Linked DNA regions of Mus musculus: region 2 is linked to region 1. A link is a loop called in an ENCODE intact Hi-C map of the cell type or tissue named here. Cell type or tissue: left cerebral cortex. All regions are shown on one strand.

Evidence for each region. Peaks named below come from ENCODE experiments on the same cell type or tissue, not always from the same donor. Only the 100,000 strongest peaks of a DNase experiment are listed, where the experiment ranks them.
Region 2: a loop joins it to region 1, with 2.4 times the contacts of the local background. A loop is called at or near these places in 19 of 42 quality-filtered maps.

The regions. Positions count from the first base shown.
Region 1 is chr1:53,905,134-53,913,133 of GRCm38, reverse strand. All of the region lies in intron 13 of Hecw2 (HECT, C2 and WW domain containing E3 ubiquitin protein ligase 2), which reads left to right. Among named protein-coding and RNA genes, the nearest start is that of Mir7681, 60 kb to the right of the region's middle. In left cerebral cortex, a CTCF peak has its summit at 3,853 (motif pointing left); a DNase peak (open chromatin) is centred at 3,835.
Region 2 is chr1:54,376,803-54,384,802 of GRCm38, reverse strand. No RefSeq gene overlaps it. Among named protein-coding and RNA genes, the nearest start is that of Gtf3c3, 58 kb to the left of the region's middle. In left cerebral cortex, CTCF peaks have their summits at 3,111 (motif pointing left) and 3,320 (motif pointing right); DNase peaks (open chromatin) are centred at 2,323, 3,104, 3,306 and 3,877.

The DNA.
Region 1 (8,000 bases):
CGGCGTGTTCCAACCTTGTTAAGTACCTTGTGTTAAGTACCTTGTATTTTAAACCACCATGCCATATAAACTTAGTGTATGTAACAGACACCCAAAACTCAAACAAACAAAAACAAAAACCTTTGGAGATGACTAGCTTATAAGCAGCAGATATTCATTTTCCAAAGTTTTGGGTGGCATAAAGTCCAGGATCATTTCGGTTGGCCTGGAGTCAGGTGATGTCCTGCTAATATTGTTCATGTATGATGGCACCTTGCTGAGGACTGTCTTCAGTTCTGCTTTTAGGAGGCTCTAATTGTACTTAGAATTATGCTTCATCCACCAATGAGTTACCGTGTCCTGATGAAAGTCATCATTGGTGATTAGGTTTCAGCAGATGTATGAGGAGAGGGACACAAGCCAGCTGGTGTGAGGGAATCATCCCAGGAGTCTCTGAGCTCAGGGAATGGCTTTGCTAAAGATACTAATGGGAGAGAGACCATCTTCATTGTATACAGAGTGACATCAAATAAGGAAACATTGCCTAAAAGGTCAGCTGGGTAGAATCCATTTATCAGGGCTTGAGCTAAGAGGAGCCTGGAGTAGAGAAGGAACCAGCAGGAGAGGAAGTAGCTGCAGAATCTTTGCAAAGATCTGGTGGGTTAGGAACTGCCGATTAGACACTGAAGATGATCCTGAATGGGAACATCCTCACATTAGTAAGTGATAATAACACGGATGTTAGAATGAAGTGGAAAATGTTGAATGTGGCAAAACAAATTAAATATCGTAGAGAGATCAGACTAGACTGAAGGGGAAAGTAGACACTGGCCTGGTCTCAGTGGCTGGAGATGGCTGTGTGGTGGTTTCTGTGTACCTGGATACTGATACTTATGTATTTCCGCCTAACTTTATAAACATGTGCATCTAGCTGGATTAGAGGTTTATGTCCTTTGTTATATCCTGGTTTAAATAGAAACCAAAAGGACTCCATTAGAGAGCAAGCATGAACAGTATGGTATTTGTCCTCAGCCTGTGAGAGGGTGAAGGCTTTTGCACATTTGCCAACTTTTTATTTATTCCTGATTGTATACTAGGCACTGAGCCAAGTTCTAGGAACATATACGCAACAGCACCTGTGGGTCTTGGAATCCCAGCTGTGAGAACACATTCCAGCATTTTGATGATTGTGCACTAGCAAGGGTGGAGACTGTGAGTGTATATCGTGACTGGGAATGCACCGGGAAGGGGCTATGGCTGGGAATGCATTTACAAAGGGTTCTGAAGGCTGGATAGGAGCTTACTCTAGAAACACTGATACCAAGAGCATTCTAGATAAAGGAGCAGGGTCTGTAAAGGCAGATACTCATGACTCTTGTGAAAATCACTGAAGCTGGGTCGCAGTACAGCCTGGTGCTGGTACAGAGAGAGCCTGGGATAAACTAACATTTAGAATTGTCACAAGACACAAAACTATCATGCTATACACAGAAGGACTTTGGGCTTAGATAACTCAAGCTTTCATTTGTTTGTCTGTTCATTCCTTCTCTCCGTGTTTATTAAATCCCTTTGATTTCCCTGGAATGGTCCAGACTTGGGGAGTAGAGTGGTAAATAAGACAGGCCAAGTAAGATGGAGTCAGCAGAACAATAACTAATGGAGAAAATGTTAATAATGTGGAATGACAGAGGTGAGGGCAGGGAACAACCAGTGTGGACTTCAGGGGGCTTGGGTGGCCAACAGGTCACTAACTCCAAGGGAGCTGCGTCTGCACGGTTACAAGATATCAAGGGACAGCAAAGCCTCTTTACTAAGCAGAGTTATGCCTTGGGGACAAGGAGTTTGACTTGCTACACAGCAAGTTTGGAGAACTGAACACAAACTCTGAATATAGTGTTTACATGATCTGGGAATAAATTTAGGCTTTGCAAGAACTTTATTCTAAATGTGTTTCTTCTGCGGGAGCAACGTGGATTTCTCAAAGTTCATTCCAGATGAGGCAGGCAAGTGGAAGGCCCTTTGACTAGGCAAAGAAGCGCCTTGGACCGGTGCATATCAGTAGAGATTTTGTTTGAGTGCTCACTTGGTCTGCCCAGAGCCCTGGGTTCCTACCCAGTTGAACTAAGTATGATGTATTCCTGTAACTAAGCCCAGGGAGAGAGAGAGGCAAGCAAGGAATCACAAGTTCAAGGTCACCTTTGGTTTCCTAGCAAGCAGGGGTCAGCCTGAGTTACATGAGATTCTATGGTATGGGGGAGGAGGCTGTCTGCATTCATGTATATGTATCTGTGCATTTTTTAAAAAGTAAATTTGTCTATATAGAGGAATTATAGTGCATGCTTTACAAGTAACAGTAATGCAATTTTATTGCTTTTTGCCACCCTTATTAATGTACAAGTATATTGGAACAGGAGTGCTTTGTGTTGACAGCAGTAAAACAGGAGAGTTGGACCCCCAGACTCCTGCCACTGAGGCCATTGCCCTTTTAGTTGTGCCAGGAAATACATTTCTTCACTTTGTATCTGTGAGCTGTTTCTGATGCAACAGCTCAATTTGATGTGAGGTTTTGCTAGCCTGTCATCTTTATCAGTTTCTTTGGCTTACAAAACTTTCTCTGTAAAGGGGCAGTGAATAAACATTGTAAGACAAGGCCAGTATGTAGATCTGTGTGCCGGGAGGGCTTTTGCAATACCTTGTTTGTAGTCAGACAGTTGGCCCATAGTCTGGACAGGTCACAGAACAAGGAATCAAGCCCTGGTTTTCATTTGCCACTTCCTGCAGTGTGAATTCTTTCCAACCCACAGTGAGTTCAGACTACTAGTGGCATCACTCAGTAGGCTTCTGACTTCTGTGCCTTGGTTGTCAGCTACAAGCTCCTGTCTCTGCAGTATCATTAACCAGTTGCTGAGCTGTGGTTCAAAGCTGTGGTTTTTAACTGGGCAGGTGTTTGTTTGTTTGTTTTTGTTTTTGTTTTTCAGATAAATGCAGATTGTGGGTTACTTGCAGGCTCTGGTCTAACAGGGCTGCAGTGAGTCCCAGGAGTCTGTGTGGTCCTTCAGGTAATTAAGTAAACATAGCCTTGCATGCCTGGAAGAAGCTGAGGCCTGCAAGCCCTGGACACTGGCATACAGCAGCTCAACTCAGGCTTTCTTGCACACTCTCTTTTCATGAGGTGCTAGCTTTCTCTGTTCCACACTCGGGTGTGATTTTAAAACTCCTTTCTCTGGAGAGCGCATCTCTAGTTAAAATACTCCTCTCTAAAAGCTTAGCTTTTACTTTATCTTTTCCTTCCTTCTACCCAAACTGTGTTCATTACTGGTTAAAAAGATGCATGTCTATAAAATTTAAATTCTGTGGGTTAGGAAGTCTTATTTTCTGACTTGTATTTGGTACACGTTAAAGTTTCTAGAATTTTCGTTAAGGTCTTAGGTATGGATGTATAGGCATAATCTTTTTACAGATACAGTTATTTTGTTTTTCTTATTTGGAGAATAAGCAGCAAATATTATAAAGTAAACTTTCCTGAATTTTTAATTTACTTTTTATTTTCTTAGTTTTCGATTGAATTCTTTGTGGTATACAGCTGTTTCCATAAAGCCTTATCTATGTTATTGGAAATATTCAACACTCAAAATTAAGTGTTGAGATTTGAAACTCTCCTTGTTTATTAAAACAGTTTGGAAAAATAAGTTGTGTTGAAAAGTCAGCATGGAAAGCCTATCTCATAAAGCAGCAATCTGCAAAATCTGTACCGAGAAACAAACATAGACAGACATACGGTTTCCATAGCAATGAAGCAAACTGAGAGGTTTCCATGCTTTGCCTTGTGTTATGGTAACTTTCACGCAGATTCTACTGCCCTCTTCTGGTAGAGATCAAAATTGTCTCCAAATTAACACAGGATTTTGTTACTCCTGCCCAATGTTTTAGAGTTGAGATGCCTGTGTTTGTCTAACTTACATTATACATAAGCACATTTAATTATATGTAGCAGAATGATATTTTCAACATACATGCTAAAATTATTACCCTGATTTTTAATGGTCTTTAGAAATGCATTCCTAGCCAGGCGTGGTGGCGCCCGCCTTTAATCCCAGCACTTGGGAGGCAGAGGCAGGTGGATTTCTGAGTTCGAGGCCAGCCTGGTCTACATAGTGAGTTTCAGGACAGCCAGGACTATACAGAGAAACCTTGTCTCGAAAAACCAAAAAAGAAAAAGAAAAAAGGAAAGAAAGAAAGAAAAAAAGAAAAAAGAAATGCATTCCTTATCTAAATTTCTTAGTTCTTAATAAAGAAAAGTTATTTTAAAGTTTATAAATATCATCTTAAACATACTCTTAGGCATTAAGAGTTACTTCTGTTACCCAGTTTACAGGGGTTTCTACTAATGTAAGTTCTCCTCCGGGTTATTGTGAATCACTTTAAAACCTGGTGAAACAATTTAAAATTATAAGATCTAAAATCAAATTAATTAAGCATAGTATGAATGCAGACTGTAGCACACAGGACTCTTTCCATTTACTAGCTGGCCTATTCTGGAACCAGCATTTCTTGCTTTTGTTATTAGTAAGTTTTGCTTAGTGAGTCATGTACAACATCAGTGACACTTGCTCTTTATAAACATGACAGGCATTTGCTAGCAAGTCACTGAGGTTATCTTCCAAATCTAAATTCAGATCACCAATGCTTGGTGGAAATTTTCTGAGCTGAAGGTGTTGTTTGGGAGTGGTGGAGTTAGTGGCATTTTTGAAACTGGCAGAATTAGGCGAAATCCAGAACTCCAGGAGCTTTGGCCACCACATGGAGCTTCAACATCAACTGATCAAGCGTCAGATTGTTGCCCACAGTTGCACTGTGGTTGAATACTAAGAACTGAGCGGTTCATATTTTGCTGCCAAACAACCAAAGAAGCGTTCCCTTTAACTTAGTTTCAAACTTCCAAAGCCTTACACAGTAGCCAGAGATGACACATTTAAACTCTAAGGGGATTAGTTTTAGCAAAATTCTGCTAATGGAGCCCTTCAGTCAGCCATGGAGTCCTGATTTCTGACTGGGAAGTGGACATCACAGAAGCGTGAGGCTGGGAAAGGTGAGAGGATGGGAAAGGCAATCTTGGAGTACAAAGGAAATGGCTAAAAGGGGTGTTTCTTCCCATGATGAAAAACCAAAACTTTATGTTGGTCAGAAATCATTTAAAGGTGCTGCTCTCCATGTAACGTTTGCCTGCTCAGTTCACTTCAGTGGACTCCACATTTCAGAATCCCAGTGAGATTGTCCATGCAGAGCCATGAGATTGGGTCATGAAATGTGTCTGTGTTCTAGCCTACTGTTCTGGGCGAGAAATCGATCCATTTACCTAACTAGAACCACTAACCCCCAGAGGGGAAATGAGGAGCCCTCTTTTGTCTTAAAGCAGGGCCTTGCCAGAGTCACACACACACACACACACACACACACACACACACACACACCACACCACTAAGGCCCACTCGGTCAGTCGGAACCCACTTGCATAGTGTCTCTTTGCTTCCTCTGCCAGTTTGTTCTAGCATGTTCTTCGCCCTTGTGACTTTTGTTATTCTCCCTCTAATGGACCATCTTCCTGCTTTTGAGTGCTCTGGTCTGTGTGTCCTCAGAGTTTCACACAGGCAAAACTTAGCACATAGTTAATGACAGGTAATGAGACCCCCTCAGTTAATAGAAAGTGGGCAGCCAGCCCACAAGCTTCAAAGGCTGAAAGTAGAAAATAGTTTTACTACTATATTTGTCTGTTCTAACATAGCTAGATTGGGAGAATCCCCCATACAGCCTTTTAATTACATATATCATATATTTCATAATGGCCTTTACCTCTTCAAAGCAATTTCTTAATCTTTATTCTACTGGTTTTGAGTCTTACTGTGTTATGAAAAAATTAGAAGGCTTATTATTAGTCCTTCTCACAGTTGACCAAATTGAGGCAAACGAGATTAAGTGTTTTTGTCGTTGCAGCTATAACAACATAATTTTATGTAAACTGGAATACAAATATCCGTTTAAGCTTTAGCTGTATCTATAACTCTATATACATACATACACATTATACATTGTATATGTGTGTATATATACATATATACACACAACACTGTATGTGCTATATGTTTACATATATGCTTGTTCAAAATACTTTATTTATGAAAATGTAGTGTTTTCTTTAGACCCTGACAGTCATATGAGTGTTTTTTTCATAGACTTGAAAAGGCTGTGAATCTAATGGTTGTTTACTACTTACTAATGAGGAGAAAATACTTCTTACACTTAATTTACTTTGATAGATGTTTTTTCCAAGACCAGTCAAACCTGGCACTGTGTTATGTGTCTCACTGAGTGGAGAGGAGGAAGATAAAAGGATATAATTAATTATAAGACCCAGGTAAGATTCCCACGCTTAAGGAGCTGTCCATCCACAGGGAATTACATCAAGCCCAAGGCTGGCATGGGCTCCTGACCCTAACTGCCTCGTCCTGCTCTCCTGGAGTTCTGCTGCCTCTCCTTAGTAGATGGGAGGACTGTGCTTGGTGCACTAGATTAGGAATCACTGTGCCCTGACTGCTTGGCACACCCACTTAGAACAAGGGCCAGTGAATGGTCTCTTCAACACAATCATCATGCAAGTTTGTTCCCTGAGAGCCTTGTTAGAGAGTACAACTTGAAAACTCTTTGCCATAGCCACACAGACTGGTGTGGTCTCTGGCATTGAAGCTTGCATGTTCGTGTGCAAACATGAGGAGCGCAGAGCCAGTGCAGGAAGTGAGAGCTTGCCAGTGGCAGTGAAAACTTCAAAGCAGGGGTAACCACAGGATAAACTGTTAGCTAGCCCAAGTTTCTCGATGGCAACCCCCAGAGAATTTTGTTAGTCTTCCCTGTTTCCATGATATTGTTCCCCCATGTTCTTGTGTCCCCTGAGTCCTGCCTGCTTTGCAGTACTGAGGCTCTAGACCATATAACTGCTTCTAGCCATCAAAAACAATTCTCATTTAGACTAGAGGGTTGAAATACTTCAAGGTATTTGAGACTCCAGTTTAAGGAACTAAGATTGGAGATTGTTCATTAGAGATAATCACACTCCCTCCCTTTCTCTCTCCCTCCCCCTTTCCTTCATTTTCCCTCCCTCCTCCCTTCCCTCTCTTCCCTCCCTCCTTCCCATTCTTTCTCCTTCTATGTGCTTTGACAGGGAAAATATTTTAAAGGCAAAGCAAAATCTATTTATGACAAGGAGCTACTGAGAACACATGTTGCACACGAAGAAGGAGCTAACACATGCCAGTGACTTAAGCTAACAAAGGGTTACTTCTCTTTCGAGATTGGGTTGTTAGGGTTCTCTGTATCCCAAAACACTCACTAGCCAGGCTTGAGAGTACCCAGTTTCTGTTCTTTCTACACCAAAGGGAAGAAAACTACACAGGGATTCTCAATGGCTCATAAATTCTGTGAGCTGAATGTGACGACACTGAGGGACCCTGGAGAGATAGGTGGCTGTCACATGTATTCATCTTTTGAACTAATAGCTACATAATACTGGACACAGCATAGACAGTAAATGCTTATTACATTGACACAGTTTCCAGGTACTCTGATGTCTTTGGGGGTTACTCTGGACTGTCTTAGACTGGAAGAAATAGCAAAGCCCATGAAGAAAAGCCCAAAGAACCTCCACAGACTCAATCATTCCTAGTACCTCTGAGATGCTGAAGATAAGGGGACCTGGAAGCCCTTTCACTCTGTCCCCGAAGGATAGATTTCCAGGGTGGATCATTCCTAGCCTAGTCAGTTTCCTGGATAGCATCTTCCTGCTGACTCAAGAACATAGATCCCATAGAGGTGTTCCCTGTCTGCTGCCTAGCACATGAATTAGCCCATGAATTTGTTGAATAACCAGTATGTGGAAAGTCTGTGATATAAGCAGTCTTTGCAGACTTTGATAATGAGTTGAAACTGTAGTCTATGACAAGACGGTCTTTTTTTCCTTTTGTTGGTTGTGG
Region 2 (8,000 bases), 470 kb before region 1:
GCTGCCCTGGCATAGACCTTTTCAAATTTCTTCTAATGCACTTTTCTCATTTATTCTATTCTATTGAGATTAGTATCTCTGTGGATCTATCTATCTATCTATCTATCTATCTATCTATCTATCTATCTATCTCTTGAATTAACATTCTTTCCTTTGTGTTTAACTTTAAGTTGCCTTTTAATACTTAAAAAACCGCTTAAACATTACCATTGTACTTTAATCTATCCTTAAAAACAATTAAATTACATTCCACTCATCTTTATCTTTTGATTACCTGCTTGTTGAAGGAGAGCAGTCTCTATTGTCTGCCTTCCTCTCCCTTCTGAGCAGCCTGTCTGTTTGCACAGCAGGGGCTCCCAGCTCCTGAGAGTTCATACTCTCTGAGCCAGCCAGAGGCCTTTGCTAAGGGTGGGTGGGTGCTGTGTGCCTTTGTTCTAGTTCCAAGGCTTGTGCAGCTTGGGGAAGACCCATGTGACTCAGCTGAGAAACCAATTCTCCCTCCCTCCTAAACTCAAGTCACACAGTGATTGTTTTCCATTCAGTATCTCCAATTTTTAAAAGCAAGTTCTTGCCCCAGGTTGGTACTCCGTCTTGTATTTTCTTATGTGCATTAAATAACAGTACATTTAGAGTTAAGCTTAATAATTTCATTGTTTTAATACATCAACTTTTAATATTATATATATGATATGCATGTCAGAAGTGCTGGATAGCACCAGGGAAACATGAGGACTGATGATATGAATTCACAGTGACTGTAGCATGCACAAGACTTATGCAAGTTAAAAACCAGACAGAATCCCAGTACTGAGAAGAGGAAGTGGATATAAAGTCCCACCTCTAACTGAGACACTCTGCAGTTAATACCTGCTGGGAAGGGAAAGTCAGTGTTTCCAGTGGGCTATTGTTGGGAATATTAACCATAGTCTAAGGCAGGCCCCATGCCCAGAAGTAATTGGGCAACACAAAATGAACCCCATTTTTCTTATCTTGTATGCACTCGTTCTTTTAGTATATTTTGTCTTTTTTTTTAAAAAAAATTAAAAATTAAAAAGTTTTAGTTTTTGTTTTTAGAGCAAGAAAGAAAAAGGTCATAGAGTTGGTGGAAAGGGAATGGGGAGGATCTGGGAGGAGATGGGGGAGGAGGAGGAATGATAAGAATATAGTGTGAAAAAATTCATTAAAAAACTTAAAAAGATTATGTATGGCTACACATACATGTATATGTAATATGTATAATTTCAGGTAAAAAAAATAGGATCCCTTAAGGCAGAATAAAAAACCGTGGTGTTATTTGCTCCCTATCCTTTTCCTTCTGTATAGCTCTTCCCTCCTCCTTTGCAGTGGGAGCCCCTCCCCACTATTCTACCATATCTTCATTATCATCATACATTTTGGACAGGACTCATAATTTGAGCTGGATCTGACCGGAAGGTGTTGGCTAGTCATGTCACTCAGGCCACTCCCTTTGTAAATTTTGTGTATTTTGTAAACCCACAAGGCAAGAAAGTGGACACCTCCCCTTCCCTGAGAAGGTCTATCAGCCAGGCCCCTCCTCAGGACCTCCCTAATTGTCATAATGGCACTTCCAACTTCTGTAACTGTCACAGAGGTCATCTCCAGCCCCTTAATAGGACCCTCCCCTGATTATGATAATTTTAGGTGAAAAGTCTGAACAGGAAAACTCACCAATCCCTGAGCACTGCCAAACTCGGACTTGAAACCCCACAAATCGTCACTCTGGAAATCTCTGCCCTAGAAAGTCTTGCCCACTAAGAAACCTTATATAAAGGCTATGTCTGCTCAGTTCCTAGCTGTCTACTCCCAGTAGAAGAGGCAACTACCCCTCAATTCATCCCTCCACACCCTGGACCCTCCCAATAAATATCTTATGAGGTTTGTTGCCTGATGTGGCTCTTCATCAGAGGAAGCCAAGAAGCAATGAAGAGAAGTGAAGAAATGGAGTGGGGCTGAGGCTCCTGCGCTCCTGAGCTCAGTTGGGGATCCCCTCTCCTGGGAGCAGCAATGCCTCTGCTGAGGAGGCATCCTCTCAGCTGTGTGGGTCTTGGGCTCCCATTTCTCAGAATGCCCTTCCAATGGGATACACTCTCCCCTCAGAGCTGTGTGGTTCCTCGGCTTCCAAGTCCCAGGACACCTTCACATCCAAGCAGGAAGGCCTGGTACTGGAACCCTAGCCAGCTTCCCAGGGATAGTGAGGTCATGGGCCTTCAAAAAGAATCTACTACTGCCACTTTGCCAGATTAGCATAATTCCTTACTATATTCTAAATCTCATAACTACCATTCCTCATCAAAGAAGCTTCTATGTAGAGTAAATGGAGACCATTCCAGAAAACAAAACTGAACATGTTGCAGAGAGCAGTGCATTGTGGGAAGCCTAGTCACACGAGATGAATGTACATCACAGCTCCTGGATCTATGACTCAGGGAACATCACAGAAGAAAGGGGGCAGAAAGAAAGAGCCAGAGGACCATGAAGTTTGCTGTGAAGCAATCTCTCCTAGAAATGGTTGCATAGACAAGACTGGAACAATGGCAATATCAATAGACCTGTTAACACAGAAGAGGATGTGTGGCATCCCACTCCTGGGAAAGAAATACAGCCAATTAATGACTGCTGGGAGAAGGAGAAGGAGTCTTCCCAGGGATGAGACCCCCTTGTTGGTTGTCCAGTGCAGAGTAGTCAGCCTTGAAACCATATACACACCAACATAATGGACTCAGCAAGTTGTATTTACATGTATTTGTGTGTATACACCATATACACATGCATATATGCATATGCACAACTGTAACAATACAAATACTCATTTGAGAGTGGGGAGGACATATGAGGGGCTCAAGGGAGGGTAGTTGGGAAGACCTAGAGGGAGGCAAGGTGTGGGGAAAGTGGGTTCTGTCTCAATTAAAAACGTGGGGGCAATAGAGGTGACTGGGCTGTTAAGAGCACGGGCTGCTTTTTCAGAGGGCCTGGGTTTGATTCCTAGTACTCATATTGGGTTACAACCTCCTAATCCTCAGGTCCAGGAGATCTGATGCCCTCTTCTGGCCTTTGCAGGCACTGCATGTACATGCTGCAGATACACAAGCAGGCAAAACACCTGTACATAAAAGGAAACCTAAAAAACATTTAAAATACTTTAGAAAAAGAGGGGTCTGAGTGGAGCAAAGTGATTAAGCATACTTTTTAATGACATACTTTCCAAGCCCAGTTTTGTATTGTTTACATAGATACTGGGTATTCGTGAATTTTCTCCATTTCAAGTGTAGGTCTTACTGAACATAAAAAGGAGACAAGGGGAGTAATTGGCCACTAGGGGGAGCATGGGCTCCACAGAACTTTCCAAGTGCACTGGGACACCTGTCCAGTATAGAGATGGAACAGCATTTTTTCATTTATTTTTCAGACTATAATATAATTATATGTCATCATTTATATCCTTCTCTTTCTTGCCTCAAAACCTTGCTCTCTCAAATTCATGGCATCTTTTCAGTACTTGTTACATACATACATACATACATACATGTGTGTATGTATCATGTATATCACTGCCACCCTAACCAAGAAAGAGGACATCATAATTAGTGTCCTTGTAGGTTGCCGATGCTCACATCGTCTGAGCTGTGCCAGTCTTACTAAGCTGCAATTGTGTCTCACAGTGTGAGGGTAGATGTGAGGGAGTCGCCATTACTATGTGGTGTGGTAACAATGCAGATTTTCCCACTGCATGCTGACTTTTACTCAGATGCTAGACCTTTGTACGGCCGTCCGGGTAGCTGGACTGGGCTGAGCTCCTAGGTTCCCCCATAGACAAGGGCAGCACTTCTCAGAAGCTGGTCAGGGACTCGAGTGGCTGCATGATGCACCCCATTATGTAATCACTCACGGATGCTTCTATTTTCCACTTTGTGCAAAGCTCTGGTGTTTGATCCACAGCACTGGCCCTCCCCCAAGGCTATTCCTTTTTATGTTTACTCTGGACACGTCTCGCTTGCTTGTCATGTGCTGTTTAAGTTGTGTGATCATTCCTTAGGAATTTTCCAGGTATTCAGATGTTTTTGCTTTCCCCATTCTTATGTTCAAATGGTTGAAGGACCTCATGATTGCAGGGACATGTTTTGTAATGGAGGCTGTGCTATCCTCCCCTCCATTTTAGCAATAGGTGTTCATATATTTAAAATTATTAAGTAGGCTTATACACTTTTTGTCTGTATACACTTGACCATGCTAAAAAAGAGTATCTCTTAATTCCATTTTATCTTTTTATTATGTCTTTTTACTTTTACTAACTTAGTGTATGTGTGCATGTCGTGAGATACATGCAGAAGTCTAATGAGAACTTGTGGGAGTAGGGTTCTCAGAGCTGGTTCTCTCTAAAGTGGGATCAGGGGATCAAAACCGGATCAGTAGGCTTGGCAGGACTCTGTTACCCATGGAGCCATCTCGGTAACCCTATTTTCTTATTTTTATCATTAGTAAGTGTTAAAGTCCATTTTGTCTTAACATTTTATTAAAGGCTTTCTCAGAAATCTGTAGGGATCATATAAATTTTGTTTTGTTTTGTGGTCCTGGAGATCAAACCTGAATCTTCATTCATGGTAAACAAGCTACATTGTCTATTATTTTAGTGTTTTTGCGTCCTAATATTGACTTGTAGTCCTCTTTGTATATTAATTCCCACTTATTCCTTGGAAGTATGTTCCAAGAATAGTATAATGGACTTCTGATATGGAGACTCTATCCAGCCCTAGATAGCCTTAGAAAGTAAGAAGCTAGAAACCAATGCAACTTATGGCCAATGTGTAAGACAAGAACTAGACAAGAACATTCTGCTAGAATGCCTACACATACACTCAGATATGTCCAGGAAATGTTGAGTGAACAGTCTGTGTTGTAAAGAAATCCAAGCTCTGGGATTCTGAAATGCCAATGGACACTAGCAGAGCCAGTTAGCTCCCTGTCCTTTTCTAGGTCCCAAGTGCAACCTCACAGCATGTTTAGTTTTTATTAATTATTTATCTACATCCCAAATGTTGCCCCCCTCCCTGAGTTCTTCACCCCATCCTCCTCCCCTTTACCTCTGAGAGGGTGTTCCCCTCTTGGGTAGCTCCTCACTTCAGGGCATTAGGTCTCACTGGATTAGAGGCATCTTCTTCCACTGAGGCCAGACAACATAACCCTCTGATACATATTTGCTGGGGGCCTTGGACCACCCAGTGTATGCTCTTTGGTTGGTGGCTCAGTCTCTGGGAGCTCCCAGGGATCCAGGTTAGCTGACAGTGCTGGTCTTCCTATGGGGTTGCCATCCACTTCAGCTCCTTCAGTCTTTCCCCTAACTCTGCCATAGGGGTCTCCGACCTCAGTCCAATGATTGGCTGTAAGTATCTACATTTGTCTCAGTCAGCTGCTGGTAGAGCCTCTAAAGGACAGCCATGCAAGACTCCTGTCTGCAAGCACAACATAGCATTAGTAATGGTATCAGGGATTGGTGCTGCCCCACCCAGCCCCCATGAGATAGATCCCAAGTTGGACCCATCACCGGTCAGCCATTCCTTCAGTCTCTGCTCCATTTTTGTCCCTGCATTTCTTTCAGGCAGGAGCAATTTTGGGTAGAAAATTTTGTAGGTGAGTTGGTGTCCCCATCCCTCCACTGGGAGGTCCTGTCTGACTATTGGAGGTGGTCTTTTCATGTTTCATATCCTGTTGGGCATCTCAGCCAAGGTCACCCACATTGAGTCCTGGGAGCTTCCCCCATCTCAGATCTCTGGGACTTTTTAGAAGTTTCTTCCACCTCACCACCCCTGGCAGCTGTATATTACTATTCATTCTCCTGGTCCTCTGGGCCACCCCTGTTGTTTCCCCCACTCCTTATCCTGCTCCCCACCCCCCATCACAAGGTCCCTCCCTCCCTCTGCTTCCCATGATTATATTGCTCCCCTTTAAATAGGATTTAAGCATCCACACTTGGGTCATCCTTCTAGTTTAACTTAGGGTCTGCAGGGTGTATCATGGGTATCCTGTACATTTTTGCTAATATCCACTTATCAGTGAGTTCATACCATGCATATCCTTTTGGGTCTGGGTTATCTCACTCAGGATGGAACACTCCACCATTGCTGTACTTGTACAGCCATTCCTGAAATCAATCTGGTGGTTCCTCAGAAAATTGGAAGTAGTTTTATATGAAGACTCAGCTATACTACTCCTGGGCATATACTCAAAAGATACTCCACCATATCACAAGGACATGGCTCTACTATGTTCATAGAAGTCTTATTCATAATAGCAGAAAGTGGAAGCAACCCAGATGTCACTCAACCAAAGAATGGATACAGAAAATATTGTTCATTTACACAATGGAAGAGGGCACAGATCACAGCTGCTGGATGTGTCCCAGGGGAACACAGCAGGCAGGGGTTTCACCAGGCCTTTCTGGCTTTTAGAGTCTATGTTGAAAAGTCAGGTTTAATTCTGATAGGTCTGCCTTTATATGTTACTTGGCCTTTTTCCCTGGCAGCTTTTCATATTCTTTCCTTGTCCTGTACACTTAGTGTTTTGGTTATTATGCAGAGAGAGCTATTAAAAACAAGGATGTTATGAATTTTGCAGGTAAATGGCTGGAACAAGAAAATATCATCTTGAACAGGCTTATTGATATTAGTGTTATCCACAATTAATTCTACCCCATGTGGAATAGAAGTTCCTGAAGAACAACAGTTTAGAGCTATTTTTAAAAACAAAGGACAAACTTACTTTTAGTGAGATAAAATTTTGTCTTAAAATACAAATGGCTATTTATAGAATACTAAAAAATTAATCTCAGGGCTGTACAGGCACCAGAAACACCCATGTAAACCCTGCCTGCTGGGTTCTCTTAGGACACACCCAGCAGTGGTGAACTATGCCCTATCTCCAGAGCTCTTTAGTACCACCCAGGCTCTGCCTGTGTTCCTGCAGGGCTGTGGGCACCAGGGCTATCCAGCTCCCCAATTCCCTGCCTGACAGGTCCCCCTGGGGCACACACATCAGCAGTGAGCTATGCCCTAGTCCCTGAGATCCATTTCCTGACCTACAACTCTGCTGGCATTCACAGAGGCCTACTGGCACTAGGGACAACCAGATGGCCAAATGCCAGCAAAAGAATACTATCAACAAAAGCCAAAGCAACATGACACCACTAGAGCCCAGCTATCCTACTACAGCAAGCCCTGGATATTTTAGCATAGTTGAAGCACAGGAAAATGACTTTAAATCCAATCTTGTAAAGGTGATAGATGCCTTTAAAGAGGAAATGAATAAATCCTTTAAAGAAATCCAGGAAAATACAATCAGATGAAGGAAATGAATAAAACTGCTCAAGACCTGAAAATAGAAATAGAATAAAGAAAACACAAACCGAGGCAACCCTGGAGATGGAAAACCTAGGGAAGAGAACAGGAACTACAGATGCAAGCATCATCAACAGAATACAAGAGATGGAAGAGAGAATCTCAGGTGTAGAAGACAGAGGAAAAAAAATCAATGCATCTGTCAAAGAAAGGTGTTAAATCTAAAAAATTCCTGACACAATACATCCAGGAAATCTGGGACACTATGAAAAGATCAAACCTAAGAGTAATAGGAATGGAAGAAGGAGGAGATTCCTAGCTCCAAGGCCTTTATAATATTTTCAACAAAATCATAGGAGAAAATTTCCCTAACCTAAAGAAAGAGATGCCTATAAAAGCACAAGACGCTTACAGAACACTAAACAGATCGGATCGTAAAAGTCCTTTCTACATAATAACCAAAAGACTAAATGTACAGAACAAAGAAAGACTATGAAAAGCTGCCAGGGAAAAAGGCCAAGTAACATATAAAGGCAGACCTATCAGAATTAAACCTGACTTTTCAACATAGACTCTAAAAGCCAGAAAGGTCTGGGAAGATGTCTTGCAGACCCTAAGAGACCACAGATGCCAACCAAGACTACTATACCC